Linked DNA regions of Homo sapiens: all the other regions are linked to region 1. Evidence: chromatin loops called from intact Hi-C (ENCODE). Cell type or tissue: Calu3. All regions are shown on one strand. Links, peaks and the distances in the headings refer to the core of each region. The heading gives the core; the rest is flanking DNA.

Evidence for each region. A loop is a pair of places that touch in the nucleus more often than their neighbours do. Peaks named below come from ENCODE experiments on the same cell type or tissue, not always from the same donor. Only the 100,000 strongest peaks of a DNase experiment are listed, where the experiment ranks them.
Region 2: a loop joins it to region 1, with 16 times the contacts of the local background. A loop is called at or near these places in 82 of 110 quality-filtered maps.
Region 3: a loop joins it to region 1, with 3 times the contacts of the local background. A loop is called at or near these places in 9 of 110 quality-filtered maps.

Annotation. Positions count from the first base shown.
Region 1 is chr4:176,029,512-176,040,192 of GRCh38, reverse strand. No RefSeq gene overlaps it. Among named protein-coding and RNA genes, the nearest start is that of WDR17, 31 kb to the left of the region's middle. In Calu3, for the core only: no CTCF peak of the experiment used is centred there; a DNase peak (open chromatin) is centred at 5,512.
Region 2 is chr4:176,334,578-176,345,258 of GRCh38, reverse strand. No RefSeq gene overlaps it. Among named protein-coding and RNA genes, the nearest start is that of SPCS3-AS1, 19 kb to the right of the region's middle. In Calu3, for the core only: no CTCF peak of the experiment used is centred there; no DNase peak of the experiment used is centred there.
Region 3 is chr4:176,117,191-176,127,871 of GRCh38, reverse strand. WDR17 (WD repeat domain 17) reads right to left here. Exons shown (of 29, transcript NM_181265.4): 4 at 7,775-8,005; 5 at 2,517-2,768. Among named protein-coding and RNA genes, the nearest start is that of WDR17, 57 kb to the right of the region's middle. In Calu3, for the core only: a CTCF peak has its summit at 4,013; no DNase peak of the experiment used is centred there.

The sequences.
Region 1 (10,681 bases), core at 829-8,828:
CTTGGCCCAAAAGCTCTTTAAGCTGATAAACAACTTTAGCAACATCTCAGGATACAAAATTAATGTACAAAACCTGCTAGCATTCCTATACACCAAGAATAGTCAAGCTGAGAGCCAAATCAGGAATGCAATCCCATTTACAATTGCCACAAAAGGAAAAAATACCTAGGAATACAGCTAAACAGATGGGGGTGAAATATCTCTGCAATGAGAACTACAAAACACTGCCCAAATAAATCAGAGATGACAGAAACAAATGGAAAAACATTTCATGCTCATGGATAGAGAGAGAAAACATTGTTAAAATGGCCATACTGCCTAAAGCAATTTATAGATTCAATGCTATTCCTATCAAACTACCAATGATAGTTCACTAAAAGCTAGACAAAAAAAAAAAAAAAAATCATATGGAACCAACAAAGAGCTCAAATAGCCAAAGCAAGCCTAAGCAAAAAGAAGAAGCTGGAGGATCATGCCACCTGAATTCAAACTATATCACAGGGCTACAGTAATCAAAACAGCATGGTACTTGTATAAAAACAGACACATAGACATATAGACCAATGGAACAGAATAGAGAGCCCATAAATAAGGCTGCACACTTACAACTCTCTGATCCTTGACAAAGTCAATACAAACAAGCAATGGGGAAAGGACTCCCTACTCAATAAGTAGTACTGGGATAACTGGCTAGCCATATGCAAAAGATTGAAATTGGACTCCTTCTTTACACCATTTAAACAAATTAACTCATGATGGATTAAAGACTTACATGTAAAACCCAAAACTGTGAACATCCTGGAAGACAACCTAGGCAATACCATTCTGGACATAGGAATGGGCAAAGATTTCATGATGAAGATGCTAACAGCAATTGCCATAAAAGCGAAAATTGACAACTGGGATCTAATTAAACTAAAGAGCTTCTCCCCAGCAACAAAACACAACAAACAAACAAAACAACTATCAACAGGGTAAACAGACAACCTACAGAATGGGAGAAAATTTTTGCAAACTATGCATTTGACAAAGGTCCAGCATCTATTAATATAGGAAACTTAAACAAATTTACAAGAAAAAAATTAACAACCTCATTAAAAAGTGGCCAAAGGACATGAACAGACGCTTTTCAAAAAGAGACATACATGTGGCCAACAGTCATATGAAGAAAAGCTAAATAACACTGAATATTAGAGAAATGCAAATTAAAACCACAATGAGATACTATCTCACACGAGTCAGAATGGCTATTACTAAAACGTCAAAAAATAACAGGTGCTGGCGAGGTTGTGGAGAAAAAGGAATGAATATACACTGTTGGCGGAAGTGTAAATTAGTTTGCCCACTGTGGAAGACAGTACAGCAATTCCTCAAACACCTAAAACAGAACTACCATTCAACCCAGCAATTCCCTTACTGGGAATATACCCAAAAGAATATAAATTGTTCAACCATAAAGGTACATGAATGCCTATGTTCATTGCAGCACTATTCCCAATAGCAAAGACACAGACTCAACCTAAATGCCCATCAATGATAGACTGGATTAATAAAATGTATTACATATACACCATGGAATACTATGCAGCCAGAAAAAAGGAATGATATCATGTCCTTTGCAGGAACATAGATGGAGCTGGAGGCCATTATCCTTAGCAAACTAATGCAGGAACAGAAAACCAATTACCACATGTTCTCACTTATAAGTGGGAGCTAAATGATAAGAACACATGAACACATAGAGGAGAACAACAGACACTGGAACATTCTGGAAGGTGGAGGGAGGGAAGAGGGAGAGAATCAGGAAAAATAACCAAGGGGGTATTAGCCTTAATACGTGGGTAATAAAATAATCTGTACAACAAACCTCCATGACACACGTTTACCTATATAACAAACCTGCACATGCACCCCTGAACTTAAAAGCTAAAGAAAAAATTTAAAAATAGAGTAAAATAAGAACTCTACAATTAAATGATTCACAATTCAACAGGAGCAATAATATATTAGGTTGGTGCAAAAGTAATTGTGGTTTTTGCCATTATCTTTAATTAATTTTGCCATTAAAGATAATGGCAAAAACCACAATTACTTTTGCACCAATTTAATAAAAATGGATGTTGGTACAATTATAATGCTGTTGTAATGGATAAGTGACTTTGGGCTGGGACTTGAACTGAAAATAAGAGTGTTCCAGGAATAAGTGCATCTGTATGTATGTGTGTGACATGTGTACACATGTGTGTGTCTGCATGTGGGAGTGAGAACATGGGGAGAGAAGAGCAGGACAGAATGATAGAGAGACAGAGATATTGATTGATTCATGATGATGTTACTAAATCACGTTATGGAAGCTGGAGAATAGAGCAGAAGATGGGGACATGTTGAGTCACAGATAACTTCAGAGGGAGAATATCCACTTGATAGAAGATGGCTTAGCATTCGAGCAAGAAGTTAAGGCGGGGGATATTTGCCCATTTATTTGTTCACTCAATAATTATTATTGGGTGTTAACTGTGCCTCAGGCATTGTAATAGAGATTCTGTTAGGGAAGTAAACACATGGATGAAACAACATGGACTATTTCTTCAGGAAATTTATGGTCCATCGAGGGGGAAGACATGTAAGCAAACATAATTCAATTATTAAGAGAATTATATTATAACAAACAATTAGATGAAAAAGCAGATATAATTAAAAGGTATGATTTACAATTTAAAAAATTATTGAGGACCCCAAAGAGCTTGGGTTTATTTGGGTAATATTGAAATTTATGGCATTAGAAATTAAAACTAATAATTTAAAAATTTTACTAAATCTCTATAAAAACAACACTAATTAACTCATTGCAAGTTAACATAAATAACACGTTTTCTAGGAAAAATACCTGTATTTGCCAAAATAAAAAAAATTAGTGAGAAGAGCAATGTTATTTAACATTTTTGAAATCTCTCTAATGAATGGTTTAATAGAAAATCACTGCTGAAGTCTCTTATCTGCTCTGCATTCAATCTGTGGTGATATCACGCACATGAGCCCTCTAGAAAACTATAGTGAAAGAATAAGAGAAAAACACAGGCAAATGATGCCTTAGTATTTTTATGTGAAAAAATGTGATGTTATGTAAATGATCTCTGGAAACCCAGCCATTCGTGGGTCTCACTTTACACACCACTAGTCTACTGTGTAGACTTGTCCTATCACCAGTCTCAACCCAACTCTTCAGCCTGCTCCCAAAAGCATCCAACAAATCCGTGCCCACTTCAAATCAAAGGTCTCAAACACTAGGTGCTCTGTGAACAGAATCAACTGGCAGTAAATCCCTTAATACCAAAAGCTTAGTGTGCTGATTTTCATAGAAAGTGAGGGGCAGAAGAGGCTCTGTCTCACTCTCTAGCTGGGCTTGTGGGAAGAAAAACCACAGAGAGAATTACAAAAAAAACCCATACCCCTGCAAGAGGAGGAAACACAGACAACAGGCCTACACTTCCCAGGTGCCTGTGACTTACAAATGAAAGTCCAGTGGTGGTGGGGAATGCAGAGTATTATGTCCTTAGCTCTCCTCTGAGAGTTTGAAGAACTCTCAGTGTAAATACAGAGGTTAGTTGCATGGTTAAAACAGATAAAATATTATGTTTCCAGATTTCCATTTCATAGAGAAATAAACTCATGTACAATGTAAAATATGGTGACTCTCTGAGCCATAATGTGACTGGACAGGACTAACGTAAATTTTCTAGTCCAAGAGTGAGTGGAGTAGAGCCTCAACCTAGTGAAAATAGAAAGTAGATTAAAATCAGAATTGGAGAGTATTACAGCTAAGTATAATATAAAGTGGGATGCAAGGAGAATTGTGACCTGAAAAATGAAAGAGATATTTTGGATGGAGTAGTCAACTATGAGAGACAGACTCCAAGGAGGAGTCCACTGGCACTTCCTTCCTAGTTTAGACCCACTTCTTGGTGAGACTGCAGTCCTTCAATCCATGGGCCAATCCTAACTGGATAATAGTCCACATTATCACCCCAAACTAACTTAGATCTGACTCAGCACAGTCTTAAACCCAATTTTTTCTCTGTAGGCCTAATAATGAGATAATTTATAACTCAAATCTGAAATCTCAAAGGTGACAGCACTTGGACTTAAGTCAATGGAGAACAATAAATGAGCGAGTTTGAGAGTTTGGCTTGAAGCTTTTGCTCAGAGGTAGAGAATCTGTATCTGGTTATTTCTGCTGGGAAAAATATATCAAGGATTCACTTTGTAAGTAACGAGGATGGCCTCTGTAACTTCTCCACAAATGCCTGGGGAGAGACACACTGAAAAATGTAAAAAGGGTAAAGTCTGGAGTTGCCATGGTTGTTTCAGAAAAAAGAAAATGAATTTTAAGCCATAGACATATGTTTGGGCTCCAGGTTGTCACTTTCTAGGCTTGTGGTGCAAGAAATTTACTTAACTTCTTTGAGCTACAGTATCCTAATTTGTGAAGTGTGAAAAATGGTACCTATTTTACGGAGTTATTTTAAGGATTAAATTAGGAAAGGATATAAATGTGCTAGGACACAGCTAGTGTATGGTAGGCAATCAATAATCATTATTATGATTATAATTTAATATACACTTTATATAACTGAGTTTTATTTCTAAAGGGTGGATAAAATATGTATTTTTATAAATAACTCAGTTTAATAGGGGATAAATAATTTCTTCATTATGAAGTAAAAGCAATTTTTTTGGGAAAAGATAAAATAAGGTTATAGTAATATATTGTTCTGTTTAGTTAGTATTTAATATGTGTGTTTCTCTTCTTAGGCTAATATAACATATCCCCCCTTTCAGATAATTTAAATAGGAAATCTTGTAACCAGTGTTTTTGAAACAAGGGCTATTTGTACCCAAATTGTCAAGGAGCTTGTTAAAAATTCAGTTTCCTATACCTTCTGAATCGGAACTCTGTGTTGCCCGGTTGTCTAAATTAAAAAACAAAAATCTGACTAAACGCAAACGCTTAAGTCACTCCAATAGAGTCAACAGCTGCTCCTGATTAGCTCAGGACTTTCCTGGTTCCAGTACTGAAAGGCCCACCTCCCTGCTCCTTGGAAATCCCTCAGCCCCACTAAGAAAATGTGGGTGCCAATAGCAACAGTGGGTAAAATTTTCTCCACTATGTGAGCACATAACATGGCCTCACAGCGTGGTAAGGTACATTTACAACATAGTTACAGAGAGCCTCCTCCACATGTTTAATGCCAAAGGAGAAACTTTAAGTGAAGCATATTTCATTACAAATAGAAAAGGAAAATTTACCTGAAGAAAAATTGGATTCACTTAAAGGATCTGCTCAAACCATGATGGTTTGTCACCCAAGTAGCTAGTTACTACAAAACAACATAAAGAAATAAAGAGATTTAAGCCACAATTTCATTAGCATTATATTTTGTAAAAAATCAACACCAGTTTGCTTTGCCAATTAACAATTCATTCCTGTGGTTAGGCTGACCTCTGGTGGGAATGTGATTTCAACTACAATTATTTGAGAGCAGATTCTTCAAGTGAATCAGAATTTTCTTTAGGGTTTTAAATCTTCATTTTCTATAAGAAATGAAATATGCTTCACTTAAAGTTTCTCTTTGGCATTAAACATGTGGAGGAGGCTCTCTGCAACGCTGTAGATGTATCTTCTCATGCTGTGGGGCCTACCGGGTATTCATATCGTGGGAAAAATGTTATCCACTGCTGCTATAGGCACCCACATTTTCTTAGTTATTACTAGAGAATATCTTCTTTACATGAAATCCATAACAAGATAGGTAATTTAAAATTTAGTCTCTAAGCACTGGTCTTATTTGGTGTGCCCTTGCCCCTAACTTACCTTTCTCCCAGATTTCTATGTGTGTTTTTCTTTTCTTTTTCATTTTTTAAATTTTACTTTAAGTTCTGGGATACATGTGCAGAACGTGCGGGTTTGTTACCAAGGTATACATGTGCCGTGGTGGTTTGCTGCACCTATCAACCCATCATCTAGGTTTTAAGCCCCACATACATGCATGCATTAGATATTTGTCCTAATGCTCTCCCTTCCCTTACCCCCGCAACCCACGACAGGCCCCCGTGTGTGATGTTCCCCTCCCTGTGTCTATGTGTTCTCATTGTTCAACTCCCACTTATGAGTGAGAACGTGCAGTGTTGGTTTTCTGTTCTTGTGTTAGTTTGCTGAGAAGGATGGCTTCTAGCTTCACCCATGTTTCTGCAAAGGACATGATCTCATTCTTTTTTATGGCTGCATAGTATTCCATGGTGTACATGTACCACATTTTCTTTATCCAGTCTATCACTGATGAGCATTTAGGCTGGTCCAAGTCTTTGCTGCTGTAAATAGTGTTGCAATAAACATACATGTACATGTGTCTTTATAGTAGAATGATTTATAATCCTTTGGGTATATACTCAGAAATGGGTTTGCTGGGTCAAATGGTATTTCTGGTTCTAAATCTTTGAGGAATCGCCACACTGTCTTCCACAATGGTTTAACCAATTTACACTCCCACTCCCACCAACAGTGTGAAAGTGTTCCTATTTCTCTACAGCCTCGCTAGCATCTGTTGTTTCCTGACTTTTTAATAATTGCCATTCTAACTGGCGTGAGATGGTATCTCATTGTGGTTTTGATTTGCATTTCCCTAATGACCAGTGATGATGAACTTTTTTTTTATATGTTTGTTGGCTGCATAAATGTCTTCTTTTGAGAAGTGTCTGTTCATATCCTTCACCCACTTTTTAATGGTTTTTTTTTTCTTGTAAATTTGTTTAAGTTACTTGTAGATTCTGGATATTAGCCCTTTGTCAGATGGATAGATTGCAAAAATTTTCTCCCATTCTGTAGGTTGCCTGTTTACTCTGATGATAGTATTTTTGCTGTGTGGAAGCTCATGTGTTTTTCTTTTGCTTCCTTCAGGTCTCTGATGAAATGTTGTCTTATCAAGGAGATGTTCCTGACCACACTATATGGAATAGCAACTCTTTCCCTGCTACTTTCTATTATTCTTATCCTGTTTTAGTTCTCTTTTGCAGCAGTCAACAATACTTGATATATATCTGTTTATCTATCTTCCTATCATATCATATCTATCTATCTATCTATCTATCTATCTATCTATCTATCTATCTATCATCTAACTATCCATTCCTCCACCCATTCATCTAATCTGTTATTTATCTATCCATCTCATCTATTATCTATGTGTCTATCCACCCACCCATCTATCCATCCATCTAATCTGTTACCTAACTGTCCATCTATCCAATCTATATTATTCATCTGTCAATATATCTAATCTATTATCTATCCATTCATGTAATCTATTATCTTTGTATCTATCTATCCACCCACCCATCCATCTAATCTATTAGCTAACTATCCTTCTATCTAATCTAATCTGTATCTATCCATCCACCTAATCTATTTTCTTTTTCTTCCTTTCTTTTCTATTATCTATCTATCTATCCATCTATCTATCATCTATCTATTCATCCATCCATCCATCCATGCATCCATCCATCCATCCATCCATCCATCCATCCAATCTAGTATCTCTCTATCCATCCATCTAATCTGTTTTCTATCATCATCCATTTCTCTCCTATTTCTCTTTCATTTATCTATCTTCTATCTATCTACCTATCTCATCTGTCTATTTCTCACTATTCCTACTAGAATATAAAGGCAGGGACTTTGTTTATATTGTTTACTGTTATATCCACAGCATTTAGGACTGGATTTCTACTATGTACTTATTGATGCACAAGACATATTTATTAAATGAATGAATGTCCTTTTTAAATTAACATAATACCCATAATATCCAATCTCTGAAAGACAAAGAGCAGCCAAATACAATACTTGAGTCCTCGCAAAGAAAGTTTTAGTTAAAAGAAATCACACTACAGGCAGTCCTTTCACAAGTAAATGACCCAGTTACCTAATTTCATGAAGTAGAAATAGAGTAGTAATAACATGTGTCATTCACAGGCCTGGGCAAGCGAGCAGCAATGCTGGTTGTGATGATTGTATAAGGCCCCAGGCACGAGGGAGGAGGTGTTAAAGTATCTCTCCAGAGTAGCCTCAGGCTGCATATAAATTGGGTTGAACAGGGAATCAGGAGATCAGGGCTACAGAAGCTGCATTAATCTTCAGGTTGACTGGATGACAAAAACAGGAAAAAAGGATATAAGGTGAGCGGCAGGAAGATTAGAAACTACTCAGAATACCAAGTGCTGTGTTGGTTTGGACAAATTAGAGAAGCACTTCTGTAGTAGAAGTTGCTTAAGGACTTATTAGCAATGTTAATGTGACCAAGCTACCTCTTGCTTCATAATTACACTTCATAAATAGATGAGAACTTAATCCATTGTAAAGTCATACATCCCATGGTAAGCACTTAGTATGTGTTAACGGCGGTTTGTTTTTTTTATTGCCGTTTTTGTTTGTTTGTTTGTTTTTGTGAGACAGGTTCTTGCTCTGTTGCCCAGACCGCAGTGCAGTGGTGCAAGCAATGCTCACTGCAGCCTCGACCTCTTAAGCCCAAGCGATCCTCCCACCTCAGCCTCCCCAAGTAGCTGGGACCATAGATGTGCACCACCAAGCCCAGCTAACTTTTTATTTTTATTTTCATTTTGTAGTTACGGGGTTATCCTATGTTGCCCAGGCTGGTGTCAATATCCTGGGCTCAAGTAATCCCCCCGGCTTGGCCTCCCAAAGTGCTGGGGTTACAGGCATGAGTCACTGTGCCCAGCCTTGTTTTTGTTGTTGTTGTTGCATACAAGTGGTCCTGTTACATTAAAATATCACATATGATTGGTATAATTCATGATGTCAGAGCTTTAATTAAAAATGAATCCATTCTGTATGTGCCTCACTGCACTTTCTAAATAAAACCTCCACTCTAAACATTCAGAACACTAACTTAGTCATTCTCATTCTTCTCTGATGTTTCTATATCCCATTTTTGTCCACTACCTTACAATTGCCAGATAAACAAAGACCAGCATGGGATAAAAATGATTCCCCAACAACTTCAGGACACTATAAGATTCTTAGATTGGTTTCATTTATTAATTGAATATAGTATTAGTTATGTTATGAGAAATACAGACTTTATCATTTTACTACCTGTCACTGATTTCTTTAAAAAGAATAGGGAATCGATGTGTATTTTTTTATCTTTCAATTATTAAAAATCAAAACACCATCATAAAATTAGCTAGATGTTTTTCTTACCTCATAATCTACAGATATATTTTTTGCCATTTGAATGAAAGTTAATAGAATATTCTCTATACTACTCATCACCAATTATGTTGATTACTTAGTTTTAAAGTCACATAGAAAACTGCTTTTCAGTCCATCAATACTTTATCATTTCTTTATGCTGCGCTAATCACAGTAACATAAACTGTATCTACAGCTAAGACTGTAGCCAAGAATCAGAAAATAATACTATAAATGATTCTGTGTCATCTGAAGTTATAAGCACTAGAACTAGCACAATTTTATTTTGAATCAAAGGACTACAGACCAACTTCAGAGCATACTAATTCTTCATTGTCAGCAATTCTAACGATCATTTGAATTACCAAATTCTGGCTCATTTGAAGTACTCAGAAAAAGGGAAGGCTGAAAGAATCAATAAATTGAACATCATAGGTAAGAAAAATCCTAGGAACTAAACCTCCTCTGTTCCTGAAGAGAACAAGAAATAATATTCATGAATGGCCCTACATCTGGTATTAAGTCAAATAATGCCTTTGGAGATATTTTAAGAAGCAATTGCTAAAACTTATTTTGATGAACCAAGTATCAATTACCTTGAATATCAGTTTAAAAAGAAAAATCTCCTGTATCAATAAAGATATGTAAATGAAGCAATATTTCTTTTTTCATAATTAAAAAAAGTTTATATACATATTTGTACTTGATATGTTTCAGGCATACATTTTACCTCAATCAATTGGAAAGTTCATTAAGAGCAAGATGAATATTCATCTTTTTTATACTGTTAGGGCTCTGAATGCAGCTGTGTTCATGAAACAGAGTTTTTGCTGTTGTTTTTATTTTTCTTCTCTAAATCAAGGTGCCCCATAATTTCAGGGCAGTAAGATATTCTTCTCTCATTTATCCACTGACATTAAGTCAATATTACAGCTTTTTAGTAGCCTAAAAAATTACAAGCACATATATTTTGCTATTCAAAACATGGTTACCTCAGATAGGTTAATAATACTATCCTTCTGTATTGCAGCTATTTGCCACTTACCCATTTCAAAAACTACCAGGTGCTTAGACATGAGGACATGCAAACAGAATTTAGAGTAATACATATCACAGGCTTCCAACATTGCGCAAAAATAACTATTTTCTTGTTAATATCTTTGATTAAATGGAAATGACCTATAAAATTTTGGATTTTTGACTGAAAATATATTTGGCAAGATCATAACAACGGATAGTATTTGAAAATGACAAAAAATCATGCTTCATTCTTTTTTCAGCTTTTACTTTGACATAATTTCAGACTGATGGGAAGATGGTAAGAATATGAAACAAACCTTCTAGATTCCCTAAATGTTAACATTTGCTGCCTTTGTTTTGCTTTACTGCTCTTTCTCTCTTTTATGTAGGTAT
Region 2 (10,681 bases), core at 834-8,833, 310 kb before region 1:
TCCTGTAACTGCGCTATAAAATCTGCATATGGTTCTTTTGGTCCCTGTTTGACAGAACTAAAGGGAGGGTATTGTTCTCCTCCTGAAGTGATTTTTTTCCCAAGCTCTAATGCACACTCCTCTAAGCTGCTCTATGGCATCATCCTGCATGACCACTTGTGCATCTAAACCAGCCCAGCCGCCGACCCCTAAAAGTTGGTCTGCAGTTATATTAATCTGAGGTTGGGCCTAGGCATTACAAGCAGCCTGAATGGAAACTTCATCTGCCCACAAGGTTTTAAATTGTAAGAACTGAGTAAGAGTTAGACAAGCTTGAGCAAGAGCATCCCAGTCAGTAGGAATCATCTGACTGGAAACAGCAACATTCTTTAACAGTTCCATTACAAAAGGAGAACCTTGTCCATATTGATTAATAGCTTGTTTAGATTCTTTGAGTAATTTAAAAGGAAAAGGCTCAAATGTAGCTATAATATTTCCCTGTTGATCTGGGGGGTGTATTCTAATAGGGAACTGCCAAGCCTCTAAATCACCCTCTCTTCTAGCTTGCTGAATTCCTGCCTGAATAGAACTGAGAGCGATCGCTTGAGGCGCTGCTTGAACAGTCACTGGGGCAATCACTTTTTGCCCAGCATCCTCCAGAAAAGAAAGATCTGGAGGGTCAGGCCACTCTTTTTCTTCAAAATAAGGAGGGGGTGCAGAAGGATAGGGATAAACCTCTCCCTCCTTTGCCACTTTAGCTTTAGCAGGCAAACAAACTTGCTCTGTTACTTCTTCTGTTACTTCATTATACTCTCCTTTCTCCTCATCATCAGTGTGAAAAGGTTCCAAGGTGGAACGAACCAGAGCCCACACTTGTCCCATTGTTACACTGATGCTTCCGAGCTCCCCTTCTTACTCACCATAGGGATTGCTTAAGAGTACTCAGGTGTCCTCCAGCATAGTTCCACATTCTCCAACCATCACTCCGGGGACCCTTTGACCTGGTTTCAAACCTCCCATATTGGGCGCCACTTGCCGAGACCAGCTCAGGCGTGGAGACCTAATCCAGCGGCGCTAGAGGAATTAAAGACACACACACAGAAATATAGCATGTGGAGTGGGAAATCAGGGATCTCACAGCCTTCAGAGCTGAGAGTCTCAAACAGAGATTTACCCACACATTTATTGACAGCAAGCCAGTGATAAACATTGTTACTATAGTTTATATATTAATTAAAAGTATTCCTTATGGGAAACAAAGGTATGGGCCGAAATAAAGGGATGGGCCTTGCTAGTTATCTGTAGCAGGAACATGTCCTTAAGGCACAGATTGCTCATGCTAGTCTGTGGCTTAGGAATGCCTTTAAGTGGTTTTCCACCCAGGGCAGGCCAGGTGTTCCTTGCCCTCATTCCAGTAAACCCATGACCTTCAGCATGGGTGTCATGGCCATCATGAACATGCCACAGTGCTGCAGAGATTTTGTTTATGGTCAGTTTAGTGGCCAGTTTATGGCCGGATTTTGGGGGCCTGTTCCCAACACCTGTGCTCTCCAGAGCCCAGGAAACCCTCCTGCCCCCTCAGGCTTGGAATTGCCTGCTCCCAATGCCTGGCCTCTCCCTGCTTCTGGCACCCACTCCTATTCTGTAGTAAAGTTGAGGATGAGCCTGGGTGCTGTCACAACCTAGCTGGGTGTGTGTGTGTGCTTGAGGCAGTGCTGACATGCCAGGCCCCTGCCACCTCAGCCCCCATCCGACTTTGGGCACTGACAAGCACAGGAGGGAGGCTGAGGTGGGGGCTGAGAGCAGCTCAGTGCAGGGCCTACAGGCACCCCTTGGCACAAACAGCCTGGGCACTGTGCATGGCAGGTTGATGGTGGCAGGAGGTAGACACACTCCTGGGCACAAAGGAGCAGGTCACCCAGCGAAGCCCCACCTTCAAGCCAGGGACAGAGTGAAGCCTGGGGGTCAGGTTATCAGTTCTGCAGACTGGATAGAAAACTTATGGTGCTTTTTCTGGGCCTGCCCACGGCTGCCCACGGACCAGTCAGCATGCAGTATCTCCCCTCTAAAGCCCATAAAACCCCCAGACTCAGCCAGGCTTGGGTAGAGGATGGGACAACTTGCCTGTGGATAGGAGCTACCAACTCTGGGCCTCCTCTCCACTGAGGGCTGCAGACAACAGGTTGACCTGGCTGCAGAGAGGAGCTACCTCTGTGGTCTCCTCTGAGCTGCTCTGTCCCTCAATTAAGCATCTCTTTGCCTTGCTCACTCTCCACTTGTCCACATACCTCATTCTTTCTGGACATGGGACAAGAACTCAGGAACTGCCAAATATGGCAGGGCTGAAAGAGCTGTAACACAAGCAGGGCTGAAACATGCCCCTTGCTCACCACATTGCAGGCAACAAGGAGGAAAGAAGAGAGAAAAAGAGAAGACCTGCAGCCTTTCGAGGAGCCCAGATCTAGGAGCTCCCAAGCCAGGGCTGTGAGGCCCTCATTGGGGGTCTGCAGTTCCTGGCATCTCCAAGCTTGTGGACACCACCATGTTCCCCCGTGCCAGCCATGGAAGATGCTTGTGGTATGCCTGGTCCAGCCACAGTCTAGCAGGGAGCCAGCACCCTTGCCAACACCTGGAGCTGTCCACCCCACCACAGCAGGCGTACCTCAGTGTGTGCAGTGACTGAACCCCACACTCGCTTGCTCACACACCACTCAATACTCTGCACTGGGGTTGCCCTTGGCAGGTGAGGGATCCAGGCCAGTAACGCGAGTCGAGCACAGCCTGCCAGGCTAAGTGGGCAGAATGAGCCCAGCAGGCCTGAGCAAAACTTGGGCAAAGGCACCAGCAGCCACAGAGGTTTCTGGCTGGAAAAGCGACAACACCCCAAGGATCCTGTGACTCTGGGAATACAGCAATGGACAAAGACAAAAATCCCAGCTCTCGTGGAGCTCACATTCTTAATACTTTACATTTTTAACTAGTAAGAATCATTAGCTTAAGAATTTATTAAATCTGCATGACAGTATTTCAAGGTTAACATAAAATTTTTTAAATCAATGAATACAAAATAATAAAATAAAGACAAAGATTCAATTAATTCAAAATAAAACAATATGAACAAAACAAGTATAAAAATACATTATACATGAATAAGAGGGGCAAAACAAGCCCAACTACATTATTAATCACTATAACCACCAATTTAAATTTAAATAGCTTACCAGATTGGATTTTAAAAATCCAGCTCTATGCTATTTAAAAGAGACATATCTATGAGGACATGAGGACAAGGAAAATATTTCCATAGTTTTAATGATAGAAAATCATGTAGTGTAGGGCCATACTGTTTCCTGTTGTCAGCCAATTTGTAGTTCAGATTGCCCAGAAAAATACCATGCTTTCTGTCAGTGGGTTATTCACCATGTTTAATTTATTTGCCTTGTTTCAATGAAAGGAGATTTACTGGCAATCTGCACAGAGAAGTGGTAAGACTGATTTATTTGTTAGTCTATTAGAAATTTAAAAATTTTGTTCTTTGTCACTGATTAGCATAGTCTCAGTTTATGAAGTTAGACATTGCTGCTGGGTGCAGTGGATCACATCTGTAAATCCCAGCACTTCGGGAGGCTGAGGTGGGTGGATCACTTGAGCTCAGGAGTTCAACACCAGCCCAGGCAACATAGTGAAATCTCATCTCTACAAATACAAAAATTAGCAGGGCGGGGTGGCGCCTTCCTGTGTTCCCAGCTACTCAAGGAGCTGAGGTGGGAGGATTGCTGGAGCCTGGGAGGTCCAGGCCAGAGTGAGTGCAGATTACATCACTACACTGCAGCCTGGGTGACAGAGTGAGAAGGTGTCTCATGTTCTAAAAACTAAAAAAACAAACAAACAAAAAAAAAACCCCACAAAGTTAGAGATTGCTTTCTCTTACATTACCACTCTCAACTCAAAGCTTTTAGCAATTTTTATGTGAGGCAAGACTAAATAAACTGATAAGTGTACAATTATTCTTGTGGGTAATTTTTCTTTCTGCATTTTGGTGTTGTAAACTGTGTACATTAGATGGCAATACTATAGTGTGAGAGAGAGAATTAGCGATCTAGTACTTGTTTTCATGAGCTGTATCACCAGAGGGCACCAAAGGACCAGTTATGAGCAAAAAAAAAAAACAACAAAAAAAACCCATTCGGGAAAAAACCACTGTAATGATTGCACTGTTTTTACCCAACCTTTTCACAAGCACATATCTGGCCAGTGTGAAGACTTTCCGCCTCATAAAGGTAACATGAAATACAAAGCTTCAGGGTATCAGGTCTACACAGTGCATAATGCCATGCCAAAGGCTCTCTGGTGCTATCACGTTTTATCGTAAAGAAAGAAATTTTTAAATCAGGAAACTGGAAAAATTACTTTCCTCTCTAGTGACTTTACTGCTTACACTAGATTAAAAAATATTTCGTTTATAGTGAAAATGATTCTCCAGTGCTATCTCACTAATCATTTAATTAATTGAAACAGTAATGCACTAGACATATTTGCCTCTTATTAATGTTTGGAAAGCTTGTAGTCCTGAGTGTATTTCTTTTGTTGACAATTTCCTTTGAAATGTGATTTCTAGCAGGGGTAATTTGACTCTTTTAGTTAACCAGAAAACGTTAGATGGCCATCAAATATTTAGAGCAAGAGTTTGGAAAATGACACATAGTAGATGAGCAGTCAGTAGCACATGTGGTTATTTGTAAAAGTGCACTGACTTTGGAGTCAGCTAGACCTGTGTTCAGGACCCTCTAAGTCTGACCCTGAGCTCAATGTCCTGAGTCTATTGTTTTGCATTTGAATCATAACTCCACTGTCCTATCCTTTGAATTCTCCAATATGTGTCTTGCCTCAAGGTCTGGCTCTTGCTACACCTTCAGCCAGGATTTCTCTTCCACCCAGTATCCCTGCGGCTTTCTCTTTCATCTCCTTCAGATATCACCTTGTGAAAGAAGTCTGCCATGACCATCTTACTTAAACTAGCATCCCAGTACTCCTTATCTCCCTTCCCTAATTATTTATCTTCATAGTACTTACATCCTATGACATGAAATATGATTTTCTCATGTGTCTGTTAAACATTCTCCCTGCTAGACTGTAAATTCCATTAGCGAATTTTTTTTTTTCCTGCTTTGGTCACTGCTCTGTCAACTAGAACAATGCCTAGCAAATAGGAGCACAATAACTATGTGTTGAATGAATGAATCCCAAGAATGTTATGACTGGTCATTTTCTTGGAAAATCACCTACCACATAATAGGTAGCCAGTAAATTGTAGCTCTTATTATGAAAACTTTTAGGCTGTTATTATCATTACTTTTAATGGCAAAAACAGCAATTACTTTTGCACCAACCTAACAATTCTTACTACTGTTTGAACTGACTTTTCTTTTAAACAACGGTCCTGAAATTGATTTACCAGGTAATAACCACCAATTTTTAAAAAAATGAATGAAAGAATAAATAAGCATATCCCCATAAGTGTATGTATTTTGTGAAACTTTAACTGTAATTTTGTGTGTGTGTTATGAATGTGTTATAAAAGCACAGAAGATACTGACAGACCTTTCATAGGTTTTCCTGGAGATTGTATACCTGTTAAATAATGGATCTTCCTTGCTGGAAGGAAAATGACCAACACAGAGACTTAGATTTGAAAGGACTGATCCGCCTGGCCAAATTTGGCAATTCCAACCAGGTAGTGATGTTCCTTATTGTTTTCACTCATGGCAAAGATTCTCAGCTATCTAGGAACTTAAGCTTCCTAGGCCTTTGCATCCGTCAGGAGAATTCTAACTAGCTGGCTCAATGTGACAAGTGACATGTTATTCCCCTGCCTCCAACCCACTTTAATATATTTATTCTTTAATTAATATTCACTGCAGTTGGAATACTTTAATTCTTGACTCTCTAAGACAAGTGGAGAAATCTTAAAGGCAGGTTTGAGAATTGAGGCCACATTACAAAACAAAACAAAACCAAACACCTCCCAAGAAAGTGTAAAGTGTTTTGAAGAACTGTCTGTATCACCACATTCCATTCCAGAGTATAAGCAATGTCTGGCGCATTAAAGATACTAACACACACAAATGAACAATGTAAAATGGATGAAATCTGAATAGTCTATTAACTGTACCAACATCAATTTCTATGTTTTGATACTGAACTATAGTTAGTAAGATGTCACCATGAGGGAGAACTAGGTGAAGGAGTACAGGGGACCTCTTTGTGCTAGTTTTCAACTTCCAGTAAATCTATAAAAGGATCAATAAAGGCCTTTAAACAATATAGTCTCCTTACCATCCATGACCCTTTTCAAAACTGAAATTATTGTTAGACTACTTCCCAGAAATGTATTTCTAGTTAGTAGGGATGGGTAGACAAAGGAAAAATCTTAGAACCTGTCAATGGTTTTATAGGATCATTTCACTATGGGAAAGATCATCAAAGATTGTTAAGTAGACAAACGACCAATGGAGTTATTAATATAATGCACTGATTTCAAGTTAAAATTAAAATAAAGAACTTGCTAGAAAAAAAAAAGATGCTGAGCAAATATTTAATTGAATTTCTTGATTTACAATCAAGTGCAAAGAGCTGGTCGGTGGCCAGTGAACTATCCGTCTTTAAGTTAAAGTTATAAATCATTTTGGATTTTGGGTTCCTCATCTCTTTAGGGGATTAGGCTCCTGATTAGGTTTGTTACACATTTGCTTTGACCATTGTCACTGCCTGGATACTGACCCATATCCTTGCTGTCACAGTAGAGGATTCCGTATTTTTCTTAGCTTTCCTAAAGGCAGTGACATTGTTGAAAATTTCCAGAGCCCTGTGCTCCCAGGAAAAAGCAATGGTTTTAAAAAAAAACCTTTTATGTTGTGAGAAACAGTTAACTTCAAGGAACCACCTCCCTTGGCATATCCAAGAACTGACCCCCCCCATCCTTCCCCTTGACTCCCTTGTTTACCTGCCTCTATAAAACCCCAAGCCTCCTTCATTTCTTTGACACATTCTGCTGCAGAAATGAAAATTCTCCCTATTATAATATCTAAAGCAAAATTATCTTTATTGCCTGGTGCATTTTGTCTTTCACGCCAACTTCCATTCAAAGCTTTATTATTTGTTTTCTCTGGCCCTTTTTAGGCCACATGGTTAAAATGAGGGTATATTTTCCTATACGCTTCAAGATCATTAAGAAATTAATCTATATGATTGAGCTAAGAAATTGATTTTTTTCTATTCTTACCAGAAAAATACTAAGTCTGTTGTTCAGAGAACATCTGTCTCCTACACCAAAGATACTGAAGAAAGACTCATTGTTCTGAACAAGGTAAAAGAATTATTCAATTTGCTCTACAATTATCTGTAAAAAAAAAAAATACATATGACTTTGCAAAGAGACTTTAATGTTTGTGTTCCGTTCGGTTCTGTTTCCTCAACTCTGCTACATTTCACAGAAATAACAAAAACCTGCTATGTACTAAAAATGCTGGGAAGTCCTTTCCCATACATATTTTTTTGCTCACAGCAATTCTAAAAGAAAGGTATTCTCATTCCCATGTTTCTGAGGAAGAAGCACAGTCTGTATGGAGGAGAGTTCAGGCTCTAGTGCAGGTGCCAGGCTTTGAATATTGGCTTTACCACTACCTACCATACTGACCTGGAGCAAGTTACTCACCTATCTTGATCTCAGCTTCTTTTTCTTTAAAATGGGAATGATAATAGTACCTACCTCGTAGGGTTGTTGTTAGCATTCAGTTTAATATATGCAAAGCACACATAATAATGCCAGGCACAAACAATGAATATCAAACATAAGGCTTAGACAACTTACTCTAGTGAGCATTGCTTAGCCAATTTCACATTGCTAGAAAGTGGCTATACCAGAATCCAAACCCAGATATTGCTGACTTCAAAACTAAGACACTTTCTATTTCATAACACTGAAGAAGCTGGGAGAAAGGTTAAAAGAGCATTATTGAATGAAAGAAAAGCCTGATACATTTGATTATATTAAGAAGCTTGATTGATCAAAAGGAACCATGAAAAAGTGAAGGGGTAAGCTAGAAGACTCAAACTGAGAGTATACAAAGAAATCCTACAAATCAATAAGACAAATAGAAAATGGGCAAAATTTGAACAGGCACCTTACAAAAGAAATCCAAATGAACAATAAACATGAATAGAAGTTTCTCATTTTAGCAAACAGAGAAATATAATTTACAACCAAAATAAGATACCATTGGTTATTCACCAGCTTGGCAAAAACTAAAGTCTGCAAACCCAAATTTAGGCAAAGAGAACTCACACTTGGAAAAACCACTTTGGGAAAGTTTGGTAATATATAGTAAAGATGTTGATATGAATTCCATAAGACTTAGGAATTTCCAATCTTAGGTGTGTATGCTAGAGCAGTGGTCTTCGATTAGGAGGAACATGGAACTTTGTGCATGGTGACAGACAGCTGTATGGAAATCAGCTCTGCTCTCACACGTACTTCTAAAGTGATCTGGCTGGTAATGCGCCCAGGCTTGAGGTTCTTTCCCTCCATCATCCCTTTCACAAAGAAAGCCTCACCTCATCCAGAATCTTGCTATGGTGCACTGCCACAAGGCATCAAACCTTGGGGACAAAGAAATAATTTAATAATTCCCTTAATGAAAGCAACATAAATTATCCCCTCCCATATCTAATTCCATCTCATCAAGAGTTACGATTATCTATCACATTTCTAATATACTTCTTGTTTTGATCAACTGTGTACTATTGATAACTGCAGAATTAACTTACTCCAGAATAACTTTTACACCCTTAGAACTTAGAATATTGGGGTCAGAGGAAATTGTAAAAGATAAATTTCAATTTACATGCACATTTTTGTTACAAAGAAATGTGGTACAGTTATTAATAAAAGACTTGAAAATAGCACTCTCTAGAGTATTACCCATTAGGACAAAATTTTGCTAGAGGCATGTAAATATAATTTGAAAAAGAAATGATAAGAACTTTGACCACTAAGGAAGAATTTGTTCATTAGAAAATGAATGATTCTATCAAATCATATAAATACCATATTCCACTGGATACATTTAGATACATTTTTAAAGTAATGCAAAAAAAAGTAATGTGCAGTTGGTACTTTAAAATGTTAATACTTGCAATGTGCCAAAAATTACATTCTATGACAAGATGAAAATTTTTCAGTATTTAAGAAAGTTTAAAAAAAATCTTTGATGTGCTACACAAGCAACAAAATGTGAAGATCCCTTTCCTAGAGAAACACATACACCAGGCTACCTGTACAAGAACATTCAGAGCACATGTCTGTCAACAGAACAGGTAAATAAATTATGCCTACTCCGGATGCCTACTATGGATGACTATATTACAATGAATTACTGCCTAACAATGAAAATGAACTACACCTTCACACAAAAACATAAATGATTCTCTTAAAGTTAATGCTAAGCCAAAGCAGCAAGACCAAAAATTCTTATGGTAAGATTACATTTATGTTCATAACCAAACCAAACCAAACTGTATCGCTTAGGAATGTGTGATAGCTTATATTACATTTCTAAGAATTCCCTCCTCCTTTCCTGTAAGAGTATTACTCAGTGCCATGTGACTTGTGCTCTTTCCCTATGGAATCTAGCTCCCCAACCCTTCAACTCCTTGGCTTTGCCATGTGACATACTTGAGTCAATTAAAGGAGTAGACTGATGCTCATCACCTTCAATCAGAGGCTCCAAGAGTTTCCAACAGTTCTAACTGCCCTTTGGAATCCCAAAAGGAACTTTTCTCTCAATGTGGAATCTGGAATGAAGAGATGTGAGGAGTATATCCTAAGCCCCTATTGATGCAAGAAATACACATTTGTTTTTGTAAGCCACTGAGATGTTCCTATTGTCCATGATGGCAGTAAAGCTGATAGGATGCAACAGAGGTAGTAAACTTTTCAAGCAAGGCAAGAAAATGGCTAACACAAAACTGAAGACCGCAGAAAGGTAACAGGTTGTGATCCAGAAGAAGTATAGGGAGGGAGGCATGGAGTAATAGTATTGTTCCAACTGCTGATCTGAGTAGTAGTTACAAAGGCACATGCTTTATATTATTCAGTAAACTATATACAAATATCTCATAAACTTTTCCACATTTCCTTTTTTCCATTACAAATGTAAAAAAAAAGGTGAAAGACATTAATTCACAAGGACTTATGAATGTCCTTAGCCTAATACTTTTCAAATATAAGTTACTCCATATACCTCCCTTTACCATTAATGTTAAACATTTATCACTGAGATACTACTAGGAGATAGATTACATTTTACAGTAAAAACCCAGTTCATTTATCCTCTGAAAATCTGTCATGGAATGTCCTGAAATGCCTACCTTACATGAGACAAAACACCTGTGTAAGCCAATATAACTAAAATTAATCACACATTTTTTGCTTTTAATTCAATTTACTCAGTAAATATGTAGTGTCTTATAGTAAAATGAACAAGATAAACATAGCCTTCTTGCTCATGAAACTGACAAACATGAAACATATATATATGTATATATGTGTGTGTGTGTGTGTGTGTGTGTGTGTGTGTGTATATATATATTCCCAAGGGCAGCAAGAGCTATAAATGCTGCTGCAAAGTAAGGAAATAATGTT
Region 3 (10,681 bases), core at 559-8,558, 88 kb before region 1:
AGAAGCAAGTCCACAGAGATAGAAAGTAATTAGCAGTTTATGCTTGCACATGTGTGTATCCGGGACTGTAGGGAGGCAGTAATGGAGAGTAACTGCTGATGAGTACAGGGTTTGTTGGGGGAATAATGATATGTTAATTAGATAGTGGTAATAATTGTAGAGCTTTGTGAATATACTAGAAACCACTGAACTGCATGCTTTAAAAATGGTGAATTTTATATGTGAAGCATATTTCAGTAATAGTAATAAAATACAAAACAATTTCCGTGCCTATTGGGCTGGGCATGATGGCTCATGCCTGTATTCCCAGCACTTTGGGAGGCTGAGGCAGGTGGATCACTTGAGGTTAGGAGTTTGAGACCAGCCTGGCCAACATGGTAAAACACCGTCTCTACTAAAAATAGAAAAATTAGCCAGGTATGGTGGCATGCACCACAGTGCAATCTCAGCTACTCGGGAGGCTGAGGCAGGATAATCACTTGAACCCAGAGGTGGAGGTTGCAGTGAGCCAAGATTGCACCACTGCACTCCAGCCTGGGTGACAGAGCGAGACACTGTCTCAAAAAAAAAAAAAAAATTCCATGCCTATTATTAATTATATCCTGAAAAGTTAAAGGCAATTAAGATATATAAATTAAGAATCCATCTACTTTCATGTGCAGTTGCCCCTTGTTATCCATGGGAGATTGGTTCCAGGACCTCCCACGGATAACAAAATCCAGGAATGCTCAAGTCTCTTACATAAAGTGGCATATTATTTGCATATAACCTATGCATATTTTCTCGTATACTTTAAATCATTTCCAGATTATTGTATTAGTCTGTTCTCACACTGCTATAAAGACATACCCAAGACTGGGTAATTTATAAAGAAAAGAGGTTTAATTGACTCACAGTTCTGCATGGCTGAGGAGGCCTCAGGAAACTTACAATCATGGTGGAAGGCAAAGTAGAAGCAGGCACCTTCTTCACAGGGCAGTGGAATGGAGTGAGGGCAAACAGGAGAAATGCCAGACACTTATAAAACCATCAGATCTCGTGAGATCTCACTCATTATCATGAGAACAGCATAGGGTAAACTGTGGCCCCCATGATCCCATTAGCTCCAGCTGGGTCCGGCCTTGACAGTTGGGGATCATGGCAATGACAATTCAAGATGAGATTTTTGGTGGAGACACGGTCAAGCCACATCACTTATTATACCTAATCCAAAGCCTACACATCACATTATTCACATGGGTTCAACATAGTACTTGTCACACTGCAAAGTCAGGTTTTGCTTCTTGAAATTTTGTGGAATTTTTTTCCCCTAACATTTATCATTCATAGTTGGTTCAATCCACTGATGCAGAACCCACAGATACAGGGTGGCGTCACTATTATGTTAAGTATTAAAGAAGTGAATAATTTATTTTAAAATTTTGAGAGGATAAAGAGTCTTTGCCTATTATTTTACGCTAAGCAAATATGGGAAGAATTTATACAGTAGCCAAAAACATTCTGTTCTTTCAGAGGTCTCTCTCTCTGAACACAATCAAATGGTAAAAGTAGAGAGTCATTTAGTTTCTAATTATTCCTCAATTCCCCCATCTTCCCATCCCCTATCACTACTTAGCTTTGCTAATTCTCTCATGACCTCTTGACTAGGAAAGCATGAAGGAGTATCCATTCAACCCACGGATCAGTGAGTGCTATAGTTTGAATGCCTCCCACAAAATTCTTGTGTTATAAACTTTATCCCCAATGCAACATTGTTAGGAGATAGGGTCTAATCAGAGGCAGTTAGGTCATGTAGGCTCTACTCTTATGAATGGATTAATATAGACAGTGTAGGAGTGGGTTATTTATTGTGAGAGTGGCTTTGTTATAAAAGCCAGCTAGGTCTCCCCTTGCTTTCATGCTCTTGTCCTCTCCTGCTTTCAGCAGCACAAAGTTCCTCACCAGATGCCTGTGCCATGCTCCTGGGCATCCCAGCCTCTTTACATTAGCCTTAAACTAATCTAAACTAGTTTATAGTTTAGATTACTATAAACTATAAACCTTTTATGGTTTATAGATTACTCAGCTTGTGGTATTCTGTTATAGCAGAATATTCTGTGGTATTCAGTTACAGCAACACAAAATGGACTAAGACAGTGAGGCTAATAAAGCTCCCATCAGGTAATTGTTTTTATGCTCAGTACCTTCACTGTCATCCTACTATGCCTGAAATGGAACTGTCTTTGTCTTTTGCACATACACAGACATGCTCACATGTGTGCACATATATAATATATTCCAAGGTATTTCCAGAAACCTGGCAGAGTGGACCTTATTTTTCATTTTTATTTGTCATTTCATTTTATCATTAATGACATACAATATAAATAAAAGTACACTAGTAATTTACTACAATAAATAATAATTGAGCTATTAATACATTTTACACAAAATCAACCTATAAAGGACAATTTCCTAAATTCAACGAAAGAATATATACACGTATTTAAAACTCTGGGTTATGGGGATTAGCTTACCTCCAGTTATAAACATCCCAGGAGCACTGGGAACCCAGGCTAAGCACTGTACAGAAGCTGCTGCACTGGGAAGATTAAATGTTGTTATGCAAGAAAGTGATTCAGAATCTACCAGGCGAATTCCATAATGCAAATTAACCACTAGAAGATAATCAGTAGATAGTGGGTCCCATTCCAAGGCCGTAACTGGATCCTCTTCATCTGTCCCTTCAAGAGATTCTGGTCTCAAAACATGTTTCTGATTTTTATTACCTGTTAAAATACAGAGATAATTATTTCCAAAAAACTTGCAGAAAAGATCAATAATTTAGATGATGCTAACTTTTTCCTTGTACAATATCTATCTCTGAGGGTATTGAAAATACAAATGTGGTGCTTATATGCAGAAGGCGTAACTGACATGTGAATGCAGAAAGATCTGTTTGTCCTAATGATGAAGGTCAGGCTCAATGCTCTGTTTTGGCAATTTCCAGTGCCTTGAATGTGTCTCCCATTTGTTACCGAAAAGCAGTAAGAAAATATACAGATAAATAACATACTCTGATCTTGTCAATAATTACAAATTTCACTGGGTTACAGCAGCATAGAAATAGGGAAAGTGCTTATTGAAATGAAGAATATCATATAGTGATTTAAAAGGATAAATGTTAGAGCTGGCTGACTGCCTGGTTCCGATCCTGTTCTGCTTCTTACTAGCTTTGCTGCCTCAGACAAGATACTTAATCTCCCTGTGCCTCAGTCTTGTGGTTTTTTTCTTTTTTTAATAATGGAGAAGATAACAATACTTATCTCACAGAGTTTTAAAACCGATTAAATGAATTTGATTAAAATGTTTAGAATAGTGGTGCACATTTTAAACAGCATCTTAGTATTTACTATTATTCCTTTCTCATTCGTCTTACCATTTGCCATAATTATAATTCACACCCAACCAGTAGTATAAATAGGGAAGCCAGAAAGATAGGGAGTTAAAACAAGACTAATTAAATAAAGCAAAGGATCATCAAACAAACTTCTTGTTCTTTGTAATTTATGTACACAACTGGAAATATGGAAAAAAAAATTCTGCTGAGATACCACATGGGAACTCCACTGGGCAAGTCCTCTCATTCTCAAGAGAGGCAGTGAAGCATCTAGTTAGAGAGACTGCGGCCTTAACAGAAAGTACCAATTAGTCATAAGTATCGTAAAGGAAGTGTGTTTCTTCTTTAAAAAGCACAATTGAAAGATAATACAACTCTTGCTGCAATCCCATAATTACAGAATTGAGACCAGAAATAAATGTCTCCTGTGTGTTTTTAAAGGGGAGACTATGATATCGTAAAATATATGTTTGGTTTTCATCCCTGTTTCCTGGCATTACAACTCCTAAAATCCTTGGAATCTCTACAGTGTCTTTTTGTATGCTAATGAGTTGACTAGGTAGCTGGTGGCCACTAGGTGGCTTCACAATGGGGACTGGTCACTGAAAGACCAAGGCTTGATTAGAGAGTTGGGACCTTCAGCCTCATCCCCCAATGTCCAGGGAGGGAAGAGGGACTGAAGGTTAGGCTGATCGCCAAGGGCCAATGTTTTAATCAATATGCCTATATAATAAAGCTTCTATAAAAACCCAAAAGAAGCAGAATTTGGGAGTTTCCAGAGAGCTGAGCACACGGAGGCTCCTGGAGGGCGGCATGCCTGGAGACAGCACGGAAGCCCCATGTCCTTTCCCATATGCCTTGCCCTTTTCATCTTTTCATTTGTATCCTTGTAATATTCTTTATAATAAGGTAAGAAAGTGTTTCCCTGAGTTTTGTGAGCTACTCTAGCAAACTAATCAAATGCAAGGAGGGGGCCACGGGAACCTCGATTTATAGCCAGTCATTCAGAAACACAGGCAAAATAAGCTGGGGCTTAACAACTGTCATCAGAAGAGAGGACAGTAATGGGGCCTGATCCCTCAGTGTGTGTGTTGTGACTCTATCTCCAGGTAGTGTCAGAATTGAATTGGAGGACGCTCAGCGAGTGTCTGCTGTAGAGGTGACCGCTTGCTTCATGTGTGGAGAAAGCCTCTCACACATCTAGTGTCAGAACTGTGCTGTGAGAGTACAGTAGGAGAAACTGAGTCTGTTTTTTCCACTAAGTAACAGTTATATAGAGAGTGTCATCAACAACATTCCTAAAATAAAACAAGGCAAATTTTATTAAGGCACATTCATGGAGTAATACCAAAATCAATTCAATTTAAACATGATTGTAATAAAGATTTTTAAAAAGGTTCTCCGATGAACTTGGCCTGAGAATACAATTTGAGATAGCTAAAGCAGTTTTCCAATTTTTTTGCCCTGGAATCTTCTGTTCATATGAGAATGTTTACAAGAAAATCCAGTAAATAATACAGGATAACATGGTGCTTTTCAGGCTGAAAGGGAGAAGAAGGCTTAAAGCTCAGCTGGATCATCTATGAAGCCCTCCTACCCTCAATACACACACATAAGTATACAAACATAGAAAGCACAGTTTAAAAATTACTGATTTAAAATGATGAACTACATTATCGTGGCTAGTTCTCATGAATATTTATTTTTTCTTCTGAGAAGGACTAGACAACAGAGATATTGAGGTCATAGGTTCCTGCAAGAACCTGGAGGAGAGAAATCCTATGTTGTAACGTAGGTATAGAACCATCTGTGGTGCCAGTAAGTCATCAAGAAGATAAGGTTAACAACTCATGAAAAGTAAGAAGCCTAGCTATACTGGTATTAATGCTAACAGTTTCAAACTCACAATCCAGAATGTAGTGTTAGAATTAAAAGGTAGTGATTCCTTCATGATCCATTCCCTCATGTATATGCAAAAGGAAAATACTTATCAGGACTGTATCTTTTATAATGTTTTGTGCACATTAATTGCTAAATAAATCCTACAGAATAAATGAGGTTAACAAGTCTGTATTGGGTTGTTATGGGTTGAACTGTGCTCTCTCAAAAAAGGTGTTAAAGTCCTAAGCCCCAGTACCTGCAAATGTGATCTTATTTGGAATTAGGGCCTTCGCAGATGATCAAACTAAGATGAGGCCCTTAGGGTAGAGCTTAATCCAATATGACTATGTCTTTATAAAAGGGAAAATTTTGTCACAGAGACATGCATACACACAGCAGGGATGCCACGTGCCATGTGAAGACTGCAGTTATACTGCCACAAGCCAAGGAACAGGAAGCCAGGAGACAGGCCTGGAACAGATCCTTTCTTTGGGCCTTCAGGGGGAGCATGGCCCTCTTGACACCTTATTTTATACTTCTGCCCTCAAGAACTGTGAGATAATAAAATTTATGCTGTTCTAAGCTGTCCTGTTTGTGATAGTCTTCTTACATCAGCCCTAATAAACTAATATATGGGTGGAACAGAAAAATAACACATGCTGACTTGGGTATAGATGGTTTCACTTGGTTTAACAACTGGAAGATTGGGTTATTGAAAAACAATGGTCTCTTCTGGAAGGCACATATCTCAGACTGTTCAAATATTAAACATTCTATCCTCTAAACCTAAGAGAGGGAAAACAAAGGTAGTCTTTTTTCTTTTCTGTTATTTCTATGTCAAAATAAGCATGCACTGTCTCAATGTTTTATATTTTAGATACACAATAAAAAGTCTCAATGTCTTATGGCTTGAAACTTTCAAAGATGACTAATAATAATAAAGCAAGAAAAAAGATAACCTCAGTCAATGATAAAGGAGAGGGTAAAAATGACAAATCACAAAATGTATAAAATATCTAGAGTGCAATTTAGAATAAAATAAAAACACACTCCTCATATCTTCTTCAGATCTAGTTTGAAAAGAAAGTGTCACAATCCTGATGAAATCTTTGGGTGCAGGCCAGGGAAGAAGTGGAGGAATATCACTAATGACATTTGGTTACATAATGCAGAGAGGTAAGAGGAGGAACCACACAGCATACAGCCATATTTATTATAGATTGCATTCCTGAGACTAAGGAAGACTGCCGGAGACAAAGGTTACAGAGAAAGAAGTTGTATTCACCAGATCAAAACAAAGAAAGCTATGAATTCTATTGCCTAACTATCAGCCTTAATGACCAACTATAAAACAGGATCTGTTTCCAGTGCAAGGACAGAACAGATAAGTTGCAGTGCAGGTGCTTGGTACAACAAATCCAGAAGAAGCACCAGTCATTGATCCCTCCTCATGCTAATCTTTGACAAATCAATGAAACTGTCCCCACGTAAACCTGGTACAACCAGAAGGAACAACAGAGGACGTGTACAAAGAGCTGAGAGAGAAGCTGGGGAAGAAGCATATGAACATTTATTTTTATCTTTCTTTGAAAGGTAAATAATAGATCCCATTTAAAATGTATTTAGAATATAATGGCCCCAATGTTTCAATGTTTTACACAATCCTTTTTAACTTTAGAAACATTATTTCCTGAAGAAAGATTTATTTAAATTTTCACAATTTCATTTGTTCAATTTCAATTTCTTTTTTCTATTAATTTCAGATAAATTAAATGTAATTTGTTTTGTGAAAGTAGTTATCGTGTTCCTGAGAAAGCACTTTCATTCATCCATCTAGCCAGCCAGAAGTCACATACATCAACAGAGATACTAGATAGCTAAAAGTATGTTTCCCAAATGTTAAAATACTTATTTTTGAGGGGAAAGCAAGCAATTCAGGTAATTTTTGATTTTTTAATCATACTTTTGTAAGTGAACATTAATTTCTCAGACCCTTTCATTCAGCCAAATCAATTAACTAACAGGGGTTCAAAGGGTTATCATTTTTCTTTTATGCCAGTTTCAAAGCCTTTGCCAAGGAGCCGTGGCATCAGAATGGTATTTTTACAAGCAGATGGGAAAATATTTAGTATTAGTAAACCATCACATCCTCTAGCTGTATGTCCTTGTTCATTCAGGTTGTTTTTTAGTAAATGTACAGAAATAAAGAATTGATTAAAAATACAAATAAGGGAAAAATGACTGATTTAGGTTAATTCCAAGTAAAATATTCACAGCTGTGTTGAATGTATTATATATATATATATATATATATATATATATAAAACTTCAAATGAATATTTAGACTCAGTACAATACTGGGTAACATTTTAACAATAATAATATCAAAATTAAAATTTTGTCACTTTTGGTTTTATTCACAATGGGGACTGGTCACTAGAAAGACCAAGCAAGTACAAAATTATATATAAGAAAAATATACTATTTAAGATACCTTGCTAATTAAATTCTTACCTGGATGAAAAATTGATAGACTTCCATCAATATGACCAAACACAACTTTCCCCTTTTGGTGTGTATGCCATCTGAACATACAGATATCAGACAAGAAGCTATGAGCATCTTTGTGTACAATCACTCCACTATCTGGTCCTGAGATGGTCCAAATGAACAGTGGGCCTCTGTGGGAAACAAATGCCACCACATCCTCTGCATTCCAGCACCAACTAAGAGAAGCAGGGATCCCTGGAATACATTAAATACAGATACATAATAAAGATACAGCATAAGATTACACCATTAAATATTACTTGCCCTGTTTACATTTCTAAAACAAATTATTATTTTTAAGATACATTACTTTCTTATTTGGGAATTGGATTTATAAAGAAATCCCAAAGACTGCAGGGAACATAGGCAGGGAAAGTCCATGATGAAAGAAAATGTATCTAGTTAGGTTTAAATACTACTTACATGATCATTTGCTTCATATAGTCAAATACATTTATAGACTTTTTTATTTTAGTAGACTATATATTAAAGATTAGAGCAATACATTCTTACTGTGTATTTGTATATAAGACCTCTAGGCATTCTAGGTATACAAGGTAGTGTGGGATAAGATTCCTGCTTTAGAGAATTTTAAATGTGTGTTAGGGAGACAGGGATTAGTGAATAAAAATATAAATGCTACTATAAGGATTTAAAAACAATGGACTTAATGTTATAATCTATGTCTTATCAGGAATTTAGATTCAAATCTAAGCCTTGCCTCAGAAAAACAAGTCATTTTATTTCTCTAAATTTCTGTTTCCTCATCTATAAAATGGAGATAACAATAAAAATAGCTGACCACTTATTTCACATGAAAGTCAAGGAAATAAAATCATTTATGTAAAGGTACATTTACATTCCATCAATAAGATGGAATATAAAAGTTAATTGTTAATATACCTGCTATTGTGATCAAATAAATCATATATAAAATAAGTATTATGAGAAATTTATGAGAGAGAGATTGCACATCTTCCAACACTGATATATTAGCTGGCTGCATCAAAATCATGAAATGGAATATAACATATCAGATCATGTGGAGTTTGAGCCAAGGAATTTATTTATTTATTTATTTTATAATAATTATTATTTTTTGAGACGGAGTCTTGCTCTGTTGCCCAGGCTGGAGTGCAGTGATGCAATCTCGGCTCACTGCAAGCTCCGCCTCCCGGGTTCATGCCATTCTCCTGCCTCAGCCTCCCGAGTAGCTGGGACTACAGGCGCCCGCCACCATGCCCGGTTAATTTTTTTTTTTGTATTTTTAGTAGAGACGAGGTTTCACAGGAATTTATTTTTAACAAGCTTCATCAAATGATTTTGATATGCAGAAAGGTTTAGAAACCACTGTGCTACTGTCCTGGAAAGAAATTAGATTTGAATTATACCTAGAAGGAGGGGTAGAGTTTAAATACATGGAATAAGCAGTATTTCCCAGGAAGAGAAAATGATATGAACAAAGACACAGAGTGGAAATTCGCTGATTGACAGTAAGTTTAGTTTGTGTTAACAGTCTATGTGCTCCAAGAGGCAAAAACAAAGCCTAATGCCTACTTCAGGGCCTGACCCATAATGAGGACTCCATAAATATTTGCTGAATGAATGAATGTATACATGAAAAACGCCAGTAAAATAGTTGATATGGTTTTAGGATACATTAACAGAAGTAGAATTTACCCAAAAAAGAGATGAGGTACTCTGTATGGATCAAACCACCACAGCACAGTAGAGGAAAGACAATAGAATACTGGTTCTCCGACTGTATATTTAGAGAAAGACAGCAAGGAAAGCGAAAGGACCAGAAACAGTGTCATATAATAATAATAGAAAACACTTTTATAGTGACTTATGTACAAGCACTTTCAAGGAGTGTTGCAATTTAATTCTCCCAACACTATTCTGAGATAGGTAGGTAGTATTATTATCCACTGTGACATAAAGTGACTTTTTCAAGTTGGTGACAATTTTTACATTTTACATTTGGAAAAACTAATATGCATTTTCATTTAAATGGATTGTTAGATTATTAGAAACAAAAGGAAGAAGAAGTAAAAATACAGAGGCAAGATCAAATTCAACAACTGTATTTGGAAGTTGAAAAAAAAAGTTCACTTAATGCAAATTTCTACTTTGCTTAAGCTGGATTCTAAAAAGAAAAATAAGCCTAAAACATTTCAAAAGTGTTACTTAAGATGGAAATCACCAAAAATAGTCATAATTTTTTTGCAAATAAAATAGCAAAGCTTTCAATCTTCAAATTAAGAAGACATTTGGATGAGGGAGATATTGATAGCTGAAAATTTTCAAAGAAAGGAAAAACATGAAAAATTTGCCAAAAGCTTTCCACAATTATCTCATCATTCTGGGACTGTTAATTAGAAAGTATTATTTAGTTGTATATCCAGTGACAAAAGAAACTATGGTGCATATAGCTGATGAATAAATAAAATCTTCCCCCATGAATGGATGTGATGTATATAGTGTCTGATGATAAATCCATGGATACACTAGGTGATAATAAAATTAATCATTACTTCTGCAAAACATTTAGAATTTATGTTTATTATATGCAGTTATAACCTAACGTTGACTTTGTGTTACATCTTTACGAGAACAATAATATCGTGCAACATTTTAGTTTATGGCACATACAATATGGAAAGAATTTCAAGAAAAATTTGTTGTGTTATTTAAAATTAATCTCACACAAAGCTGGATTTAAAGTACTTGGAAATGCATTATCAATCAATATAAACAGTAATGGAGTAACCTATAGAATTTGTGATTGCTGGACAAACAGATATGACCAGAAAACATGGGGAGATATGAAAAGTCTTAATTGAGGCCATCAATCACAATTTATATATC